Linked DNA regions of Homo sapiens: region 1 is linked to region 2. Evidence: read pairs that join two places in POLR2A ChIA-PET (ENCODE). Cell type or tissue: MCF 10A. All regions are shown on one strand. Links, peaks and the distances in the headings refer to the core of each region. The heading gives the core; the rest is flanking DNA. Region 1 overlaps RNF8 (ring finger protein 8). Region 2 overlaps CMTR1 (cap methyltransferase 1).

Evidence for each region. Peaks named below come from ENCODE experiments on the same cell type or tissue, not always from the same donor. Only the 100,000 strongest peaks of a DNase experiment are listed, where the experiment ranks them.
Region 1: POLR2A ChIA-PET joins it to region 2 with 5 read pairs; 5 of 35 experiments call an interaction of 5 or more read pairs at or near these places.

The regions. Positions count from the first base shown.
Region 1 is chr6:37,372,848-37,378,219 of GRCh38, forward strand. RNF8 (ring finger protein 8) reads left to right here. Exons shown (of 8, transcript NM_003958.4): 5 at 1,773-1,862; 6 at 4,079-4,186. Among named protein-coding and RNA genes, the nearest start is that of RNF8, 22 kb to the left of the region's middle. In MCF 10A, for the core only: no CTCF peak of the experiment used is centred there; no DNase peak of the experiment used is centred there.
Region 2 is chr6:37,471,254-37,476,625 of GRCh38, forward strand. CMTR1 (cap methyltransferase 1) reads left to right here. Exons shown (of 24, transcript NM_015050.3): 15 at 594-651; 16 at 1,166-1,234; 17 at 2,217-2,348; 18 at 3,271-3,393; 19 at 4,068-4,159; 20 at 4,873-4,941. Among named protein-coding and RNA genes, the nearest start is that of CCDC167, 26 kb to the right of the region's middle. In MCF 10A, for the core only: no CTCF peak of the experiment used is centred there; a DNase peak (open chromatin) is centred at 2,358.

The sequences.
Region 1 (5,372 bases), core at 54-5,053, 99 kb before region 2:
AATCCCAGCTATTCAGGAGGCTGAGGCAGGAGAATCGCTTGAACCCGGGATGTGGAGGTTGTAGTGAGCTGAGATCGTGCCATTGCTCTCCAGCCTGGGCAACAAGACTCCGTCTCAAAAAAAAGTGATACTTTTAGGTCATGGTTCTATACCATCATGCCTGGGGGACATGCCACTCTCATGCAGTGGTGGTTTTTTGTTCCACCATGCTGATACTTTTGAAAGCTGTTCTTTACCAGACCATTATAAAAACTGTTTTTATAATGGTCTTTTATAACTGATTTCCTGTTTAAATCACATAATACCTTCCTCTCCAATCTCCAAGAAACTACCACATCTTTTTAAACCGAGTGATTCATAAGTTCTCAGGGAATTTGACTATAGTTAGAAATGGGTCCAGACCTTCACTGCCCTAAGCAGTCTGCCAGTCTTTGCTTTGAGTGGAAAAGAAAATAAAAAGATGTGTTTATATACAGCTCAAAAAACTTCTCTGAATGCTTTTCATACCTGTTATTTTCTTATGAACACTGAGGGAGGAGGGGGCACCTATTTTCCCATTTCCTTTTATTTTTATTTTGAGACAGTGTCTCGTTCTGTCACCCAGGCTGGAGTGCAGTGGTGCAATCTCAGCTCACTGCAGCCTCCGCCTCCTGGGCTCAAGTGATCCTCCCACTTCAGCCTCCTGAGTAGCTGGAACCATAGGCGCGCGCCACAATGCCCGACAATTTTTTTGTATTTTTGGTAGAGATGAGGTTTCACCATGTTGCCGAGGCTGGTCTCAAACTCCTGAGCTCAAGCCATCCACCCGGCTCAGCCTCCCAAAGTGCTGGGATTACAGGTATTATGAGCTACCACGCCCGGCCATATTTTCCCATTTTATAGATGAGAAAGTTAAAATACACATATCTAATTAGTGTGTCAAGTTGAAGACCCAGGCCTTTTGACATAACTGCTTTTTTTTGTCAGGAGATCACACATTTTAAAATTTGGTTCTTGAATAATATCTTTTCAAAAATACTTACCTTTACTCCACCTTCTTTTAAAAAGAATTTGAGGTGAGATTCTAAAGTATAAGCTATACTTAAGCATGAGAGAACTCATAAATTATGTTTCATATATGTGGAACCTCTTGACATTCAGCATAGGCATTTAGTCACAATGAATGAGCTGTTAGCTCCTGGGTGTGCCTTCTTCCAGAAAACACTGGCAGGGTTCAGGCAGCATTGTCTGAGCATGTAATATGTGATTTGTAGAACAAATAGGTTAAAAATCTTTTTTATTTCAATAAAAATGACTATCTAATTCTGCTGATTCCCATTTCCTCCTGATTATTTCATAAAAGCTGCTTCCAGTTCTGAATAGCTTTTAATTACTTACTAGTTCTTAAATACTGTTCCCAGAATCACTTGGGTGGCTTTAAAAAAAAAGAAAAAAAGAAAAGCACATTTCTGGGCTCCAAGCCAAACCTATAGAAGCAGACTCTGGGACACAGTGAAAGTTCTTCAGTTGACTTGGATGGCCACCAATGTTGGGTTAGTTTTAGAGGCCCTAGTCCATTTGGTGGCCGCCTTCCCTAACTGCCCTCTCCCCTGAAAAAAGCAGCAGGTAGGTAAGATAGCCCAATGGAATAAAGGTATTATTTTGAAATTGCCAATTTATCGATCCCTGAACCACAAAGTCACTAACTAGAGGGAGAGAACAGGCATGTTTGTGGCTAAAAGGAAGGATGCATTGTAGTTCATCCTGAGTATGTATCTGCTATGTTTTTGCAGCATTGGGCTCTAATGGAAGAGCTAAATCGCAGCAAGAAGGACTTTGAAGCAATCATTCAAGCCAAGAACAAAGAATTAGAGCAGACCAAGGTACTGGAAAGAAGATGGAAGTTTAGAATTTGGTTAGTGCATGCAACTCAGCATTTTCAACAGTGCAAGGGTTGCTAGGGAAAATAAAGAGAGAAATTATGGCTGCTCCTTGCCTCTGGGGAGATAATCTATAAAATTATAGAGGCCTATAGCAGGTTCTGCCTGTCAGACAACATCTATTTCCTTCCCTTGTTCAGAAGCAAAATGCTGGGAATAAGGCACTTGCATCCTGTATTCTAGTCCTTTGTCTATGGTGGGTACTCCTTCAGAGTGTGTCACTGATACAGACTGAGGAATATTGTAGTCAAGAAATAGTTCCTCCTGAACTATGTAATTTGAATTACATAAAGTAAAGTGAATTACTTAATGCAGTTTCTTCCCATGTCAAATCAGGAGAACTCTTGAATTAGGGGTTATAAACTTAAATGCCCACCAGGGCCAGACTGGTAATCAAAGTGAGTGAAGTGGCCTGAATGTAAGAACACAGTAGGGAGCTGTGCGGGCTATGGCTTATTGGATGGGGTACTTGCCCACACCCCCATCCCAGGAGGCAACTCTTCTCTGCTCAGCCAATTGTTGCCATCCAGAAGTGCAGGCCCAGTGTTGTCAGATCTTCTGATTTTTCCACAGCAGATGAAAGTCCAAATGTTTAAGTGAAATATCCCAAATTTTAAATATTGGCAACAACTTCAGCTTTTTGTGTGTGTTTTAATATGAAGGCCAAACTAAACAAGTCTGCAGGGTGGATCCAGTCCACAGGCCACCAATTTGCAACCTCTGACTTGAAATTAATACCTGAGTCTGACTGCATCTGTCATCCCACCCCCTCCATGTACCAACCTAGAACTGAAGGAGGGACTTGTTTTAGCTGGTTTGATTTCCTGTTTAAATCACATAATACCTTCCTCTCCAACCTCCAAGAAACTGCCACATCTTTTTAAACCCAGTGATTCATAAGTTCTCAGGGAATTTGACTATGGTTAGAAATGGGTCCAGACCTTCTTCACTGCCCTAAGCAGTCTGCCAGTCTTTGCTTTGAGTGGAAAAGAAAATAAAACAATTAAAAATGAGCCAGCCACTCAAATATACCTCAAATGGCCTATCCTCTCCCCCTCAGGGGCTCTTAATGCTTTTTGTTTTGGGGGTGAAGTGCTAAAATAAATGTCTGCTTCAAGAGAGCATACGTAGGAGCCTCCTTAAAAAGTGTGTCCACACGCAGTCTGACCTCTTGGGGAAAGCCGGGGAGATGGTACTGCAGGCCTCTGCAGGAGTGGGAAGTGGCAGGTATCATAGAGCATGGAGCCTGAAGGTAATTCAAGAGGCCTGTCTCCAGCCTTCTGCCTCCAGAGGTGTACCTTACTTTACAGAAAAGGCAGCTGCAAAGAACACAGCAACTTTATAACTAATTCAAGTTTCCTGCCTCTGGACTATTCATGCCTCTTTTCTTGTCCAGTGAGTTTTTAATTGTTTGGGATAATCTTATGTAATGTCTGAACTACAGCTTGCTATAAACTACTTAATGTCCCATCTGGTCTTGGGTGGTTGGTGTGGTTAGTATGTCACCTGCATTTTTCTCATTTGATTAATTTTGGGGAAGGAGACAGAATTTGCAATGCAAATACTGAAAAAGTGGTGTTTTAGTCCATTCAGGCTACTACAAAAAAGACCCATAAACTGCGTAGCTTAAAAACAACAGAAATTTATTTCTCACAGTACTGGAGGTTGGGAAATCCAAGATCAAGATGCTGGCATGTTTGGTGTCTGGTGAGGGCTGTCTTCTGATTCGTAGATGGAGTCTTGCCATGTCTGTCCCTATATGGCGGAAGGGGCAAATGAGCTCTCCTTGGGCCCCTTTAAGGCCACTAACCCCATTTATGAGCATGGAGCCCTCATGACCTAGTCACCTCCCAAAGGCCCCACCTCTTAATACCATCACGTTTGAAAATAAGTTTCAACATGGGAATTTGGGAGGAAGCACAAACATTCAGACCATAGCAAGTAGGGAGAGGAAAGAAAGGAGGTTAGTGCTCTGTATTAGAAAACAATTATTGAAAAACAATAAGCCTTAGGGAAAGTGTTCTATTCTTAATGTTGCTGCACCAGAATGAATCACTCATTAAGACTGAATCCTCTTCTAAATAATTGACCCTGCTCCCTGTCCCATTTTGCATTTTTGTTGGTTCTCTGAATGACAGGTAGGATTGTGTGTCTTGCAGGAAGAGAAGGAGAAGATGCAAGCACAGAAGGAAGAAGTTCTTAGCCACATGAATGATGTGCTAGAGAATGAGCTCCAATGTATTATTTGTTCAGAATACTTCATTGAGGTAATTATGAACAGTTGCTCACCCCTTCTTTTTTTTTTTTTTTTTTTTTTTTTTTTGAGACAGAGTCTCACTCTGTCAACCCAGGCTAGAGTGCAGTGCCACAATCTCGGCTCACTGCAACCTCCACTTCCTGGGCTCAAGCAGTTCTTGTGCCTCAGCCTCCCAAGTAGCTGGGTCCCTTACAGGCACATGCCACCATGCCTGTCTAAGCTTTTGTATTTTTAGTAGACATGGGGTTTTGCCATGTTGGCTAGGCTAGTCTCGAACTCCTGACCTCAGGTGATCTGCCCACCTCAGCCTCCCAAAGTGCTGGGATTACAGGTGTGAGTCACCACACCCAGCCGACCCCTTCTTATTCTCCCAACCCTGAATGAAGCCTGGGCTACACAGGCTGCTTCTACTATAGGGGAACATTCTGAAGAGATTTTCTTCCAGGAACTTATAACTATTTGATTTCAAAGTCACCTCTAGAGATGACCACCTCTTATTTGTTTTTATAATCTTCTTTCCCTTCACTGTCCTTTTTTGGCATTTCATCTGTTCTTAAATGTTTATTTGGTATGATTAACATTTTGAGCTGCAATGAAGCCTTTATCTCTTTGTTGTTGAGGAGAAAACAGGGCCAAATTAGATTTTGGAAGTATCAGAATAAAGCTGCTCAATAAAAGCTATTCTTTCTTTACTCTGAATGGGCACTATGCCGAGAATATGCTTATAGTGCAACCTTTTAAACGAGGGGGTAAACGTCATTAAAATGTGGTCACTTTGGGAATTTACGGCCCAAGTTGAATATATTTCAGGGACTCTGAGGCTCCTTATGGAAATGAAACCTCTACCATTTGTTAGCCTATCATATTTTTGCACTGGCTTATTTATTTATTTGACAAATTCTGCTGTTTGTGACCAGTTCACCTTAGACCACAGATGTTAAATTCAAGTTGCTAAATGACAGTGCTATTCAGACTCCTTTAAAAAGAAGGCCAGGTGCAGTGGCTCACACCTGTAATCCCAGCACTTTGGAAGGCCAAGGCAAGAGGATCACCTGAGGTTAGGAGCTCGAGACCAGACTGGCCAACATGGTGAAACACCATCTCTACTAAAACTACAAAAATTAGCCAGACATGGTGGTGTGTGCATGTAGTCCCAGCTAGTCGGAAGGCTGAGGCAGGAGAATCACTTCAATTTG
Region 2 (5,372 bases), core at 244-5,243:
CCAAATACTTTACATTGTCTTTGGGCAGATAAGAGTAACCCAGGAAAAGGATACAGGAAAGGTTATTAACAGTGCATCAGAGGGTGTAGAGTGGCATGGCACAAGTAGAATACATAATGTTCAGGGGACACAGAGTAAAGAGTGATCAAGAGAGGAGAGGTAGGACTGATCAGAGAAACCTCGGGTAGGGGGTGAACATAAGCTAATTCAGCTTTGTGGGGCATGGTGACATCCAGTGGGATGGGTTTAGTGTGGCCTGTGTCAGCAGAAGAGGAGCTAGAACATGCTGATGGGTGATTGAAAAGGGTGTCGGGGAGGACCCTGGCATCCAGGTCGTCTGGAGGGCACTTTCTCCTTTCCCATTGTGGTGAGAAGGGCAGGTAATCCCATTTCGTGTATGTTTGAGCTCCTGTCTTCAAAAGGAGAGCCTTGCATGTGTTGTAATCACGCTGGGCCAGTGGCAGCATAGTGTCTGTGTGTACACTCACATGTTCATTCATTCAGGCCTCCTCTCTATGGGATATGAGGGGTGCACAGGGGGCACTCCTGTGCCTCTTAGAGATTTTAATCACTAACTGGCTTCATATTCCCAGGACACTGAGTGAGCCTCGACAGGCAGAGATACGGAAGGAGTGCCTCCGACTCTGGGGGGTGAGTATCTCCCCCGCCCATTGCTGCTTCAGGGCAGGGAAGCCATAGAGAAGAATGGGGTTGACTCCCAATCCTGTCACCTTAGGGTGTCTCTGCATCCAAAAATATCTGCTACCCTCACAGCATCCCAGAGGTTGACATCTCGGCATTGTTGGTAGTTACGTCCTTGGCCCTTTCACTGCTGGTTTGGCCCTGCAGCTGGGTCAGAAAGGACTAAGGGGTGGGGTGTGGGGAGGTGGGCCGGTGTCAGTTTTGCAACTGGTGGCCCCTTGTAGCAGCACTGACAACAGAGAGCCCCAGAGAAAAGGAAGTAGCCTTTGGGGTCCATTGCCACAGGATCTGAAAGGGAGCAGTGAGTGAATTATCCACCTCCATCCCTGTCAGCCTAGCCTCCTTTGTTGTGTGCCATTCCTCCTCCCCAGTCTGACCCTATCTCCTCCACCTGCATATACTCATACACGGTCTTGGTCAAAAGGGCATTTGAAAGTCAAAGCTCTTTGCTGTCTTATTTCAGATCCCAGACCAGGCTCGTGTGGCTCCTTCTTCCTCCGACCCTAAATCGAAGTTCTTTGAGCTAATCCAGGTAAGACTGGTATCTGTGGTGGACATAAAAAGTTAGAGATCTGTCTCTAGATGTGGATGGTATCACTGAGGCCCCAGATGCATGGTCTCCAGAGGGCTTGTGCAGATGCCCACCATGGGCTCTAAGGGGCGGAGCTAAGGCTGCCACAGGTGGGAACCTTTGGTATAGGGTGTTGAATTCCCCAAGAGCACAGTCAGGCCAACGGAAGATTCTCATGTTCAGTGCTTGGGCTCAGCATTCCTGCCACCCAAAGGGTGGTTCTGGCTGTGTCACCCTGGCAAGTTCAGGGTCCTGTGGGATTTGCCTACAAAGGAGACATAGAGTGTGGGATGATCTTAGGCAAGGGAGCTGGGCACAGGGTGAAGGGAGCTGCCAGGGAAGCCCGCAGCAGGGTTGGCCTAACCCCAGGTTCTTTGTCTTATTTCTGGTGAGCTGGTCCTCAGAGTTCTTTTGCCCTGTTTCTTCTACCACTCAACCTCCAGCTTTTACTTGGGCCTCATTTAAATCTGTCCCAGATCATGGGCAATTGTGCTGGTTTTGTGGGGGTCAGGGAGTAGAGACTGAGGTTCAAGATGCCCTCAAAAGAATAGTATGTGTACATTTTTCTAAATGGGGTAAAGAGATCACTAAACTGTTCTCAAACCAACTGCTGGAGAATCCTTGCTTTGAGTTTTATTGAAGGGGCAGCTTTTATATTCTGGTGACATTTTCTTATAGGTCTGGTAAATTGATCTGTACTTGGGGACTCAGTGTTCTTTCCTTTTCCAGCCTCTCCTAATAGGTCCTACAGGAACATTCCAAGCAGATGGAAATAGATCCCATTTAGTGCACAGTTAGGTAGAGAAGGGGGTGCAGGGGAGCATATTTCAGAGAGCCAATGCTTCCTGTCCCTTGCCTTGTCGAGCCTGCCCCCAGCCCAGATAGGCACCCATACTGTCCCTTCCCCCAACCCGGCAGTGTTTTCTCTGACTCGTGGCTGCAGGGCACTGAGATTGACATCTTCAGCTACAAGCCCACACTGCTCACCTCTAAAACCCTGGAGAAGATCCGCCCTGTGTTTGACTACCGCTGCATGGTATCTGGCAGTGAGCAGAAGTTCCTCATCGGCCTGGGGGTAAGTCTGCAGCTGGCTTCCTGCCCAGCTTGGAATGGTGGATTTGCCCTTTGCGGAATCTGGACAGCTGCCTGCCACACTTGGTACATGTTCTCTTGGCATTAAGTAGCTGTTGCTTTGACCCTAGTGAAGGTATTTCTTGAAACTTCGTTTCCTTTCTTCCTCTGAGTTTGCCAAGTGTCATTCATTCATTCTTTCATTTGTTTCTTCAATTCTGTGCATTGCTAAAGGGAACACTGCTACTTTTCTTGTGATACAGAGCTTCCCAGGCTAGCAGAGTGGTCAGCAGGCTTATCTGGCTTGAGCCCAGGCAGCCATTCCTTTGCAACACCACCACCACCCCATGCCATCCCATCCCCTGTCTTGCAAAGATACTCCCTGTCCCTACCCTGGGCCCCCTGGAGTCTAAAGTGAGGTGAGGGAAAGCCTTGGCAAGCTCTTTATCTTACTTAACTGGGTAAAGTCATTGCTTTTTCTTTCAACTCTTGACTTGTGTTTCTATATAATTTGATCCTGTCTTCCTCAGTTACTTCTTTTGTACCCTCTCACACTTTGTCTTTTTCTCATTTTACTTACTCTCTCCTTCTCTGCTCTCTGGACTCTTCACTAAACCCACCTTAGACATATACGAAACTGGATCTTTTTTGAGGGCCACTAATTATGGACTTAGGTCTTTTGAGTGGTGCCCTGCACCCGTTCCAAGGCTGAGCCAGATCTCTGCTTCTCTTCTGCTGAGGCACTGGAGAACACTACTATCATTATCACTAAAGTATAATGGATTTAATCTCTCATAGACATTTTCTTCTGACATTTCCCAGTCCCATCAGTTTGTAGCTGCCAACTAAAAGCTCTTTTGAGAAGTAAGCCTCTTATCCCTCGATCTCCATGCCTTCCTTACCTGGCTGTTTCTCTCTGCCTGTAGAAATCCCAGATCTACACATGGGATGGCCGCCAGTCAGACCGCTGGATCAAGCTAGACCTGAAGACAGAGCTGCCCCGGGACACTCTGCTATCTGTGGAAATTGTGCATGAGCTGAAAGGGGAGGTCAGAGATGGTTCTGCTCAGGTGTTGGCCCTGCAGCTAGGGGACTAGGGGGCTGCTGAACCTGGCCTTTTGCCCTGAGTTAACTTGGTTACATTGTGTGGTGGCTGACAGGGCCCAGGGCTGGGGTAAGGGTTTATAATGACTCCTCCCCGAGCAGTTGCTCTAAGCCACAGTGGTTCAGGTAAGGAGGAGCGCAGTCTCCGTGCGTCAGAGGAGACCTCGATTGTCTCTGTGCATTGAGGGCCCTGGTGAGTCTACTGGGTATTTTTTAGCAGCTGATTTAGTTTTTGACCAGAGATCCCTTGGGAAACAAGAGACTTGTTTCTCAGGAGCCATGAGTATGAAATCTATATGGTGACATTCAGAACAGTCAGTAGGAGCAACTGGCAAGGGGGGTAAGCCAGATCCTGGCTGGAGTGCCATGGCAGCAGCCTCACTGGGTTTGAGGTTCAAGGGGCCTTATCACCCAATGCCTTGGATCTTACCCTGCTCAGAAGCCGAGGCCAGTCTGATGCTGAGGAGCAGCTGGGAGGGAGACAAGAAAAATATCCTGCATTTAGAGCCCTACCCTTCCCCCAGCTGTAGGCAGAATGGAGCCAGCATGCCATGGTGGGTAGTGGGGGCTGAAGGCTGACACCTGGCAGAGTGGGCAGTGTACCTACTTATCCTTCTAGGGGAAGGCCCAGAGGAAGATCAGTGCCATCCACATCCTCGATGTCCTTGTGCTGAATGGCACCGACGTTCGGGAGCAGCACTTTAACCAGCGGTCTGACCTGGGCCCCAGGGTAGGGAGGGTGGGGGTAGGCCAGGGCAGCTTGGGAGGACAGCGGCCTCCCGAGGTGTGGCCCCTTATCTAGGCCTTCTCTGCTTGTTGACATCCTGAGAGTTTCCCCCTCCCACCCACTGACTGGTCCCAAAGTCAGGGTGAGAATTGGAGTTGCCACTTCAGAGTTTGCTAGGGCTTGGGCCCTGGTTATCAGAGATACCAGCACACTCCATTTTGCCACAGCTGCTCAGGTTGAGGTATTTATGTTAAGGTTGAGCAAGAGGGTGACCTTGCGGGTAGAGGGGGTACTCCTTGGAAGAAATATCCTGTGCTTGAGTGGTCCCATTTAAGTTGCTCATCTGAGTGGGTGCACTGTAGTTTCCATGCTTTGGGGTGACAGGGCAGACACATACAATAAAGATGATACTTGAAGTTCTAGTGGAGGTGACTGAGCACAGCTGAAGGCACACTTCAGGAAAACCAACCGACATAGTGAAATTAGAGGTCAGAATCCACAGGGGCGGGGCATGAATAAAGACGTCGGTGGAGAAGGGCAGGGCGGGCTTCCTGGGGGACATGGGTGCTGCCTCTTAGAGCAGTCTTGCCGCAGATTCAGAAGGTTCTCCTACTGGAGCTGTGAAAATGCCCTGGGGGTAGGGGTGCTGGTGGAGGCATCCTTGGCTTGCCTCTCAGAGAGACTGTTTGGATTGTAGAATTCAGCTTGCCGAGAAATTTGTGAAAGCCGTTTCCAAGCCTAGTCGGCCCGACATGAATCCCATCAGGTGAGCATGTGGTCCCTACCCTCCATGCTTCTTTCTGGCCAGTACCTGCTGCTCCCGTCCAGTGAGGGACAGGAGGGCTCAGTGGAGGGCACTAGGCAAGTGGGTGTTAGAGACAAGACCATTCTTGCCATGAAGTTTGTTTGGGGGTGCTAGGTAGGTGACTTGCCCCAGAGCATCTCCCCATCCTGCCTGGCAGTGGGTGAACTTCATTCTGAGGGGTTAAGGCATCCTTGTTTAGGATGCACGTGCTTCTGAGAGTGCCAGCCCACCTCATGAATACCCGTTCCCACTTGAGCATTGTTAGCACATTACCTGGCCTTTTAATTTTTTTTCAGGTAAGAAATGGGTGCTGAGGGAATAGGAATTTTGAACATGAAAAAGAGAAGGATTGTTTGAGGGAATGGGACCCCCAGTGCTGAGGGAGAAGGAGG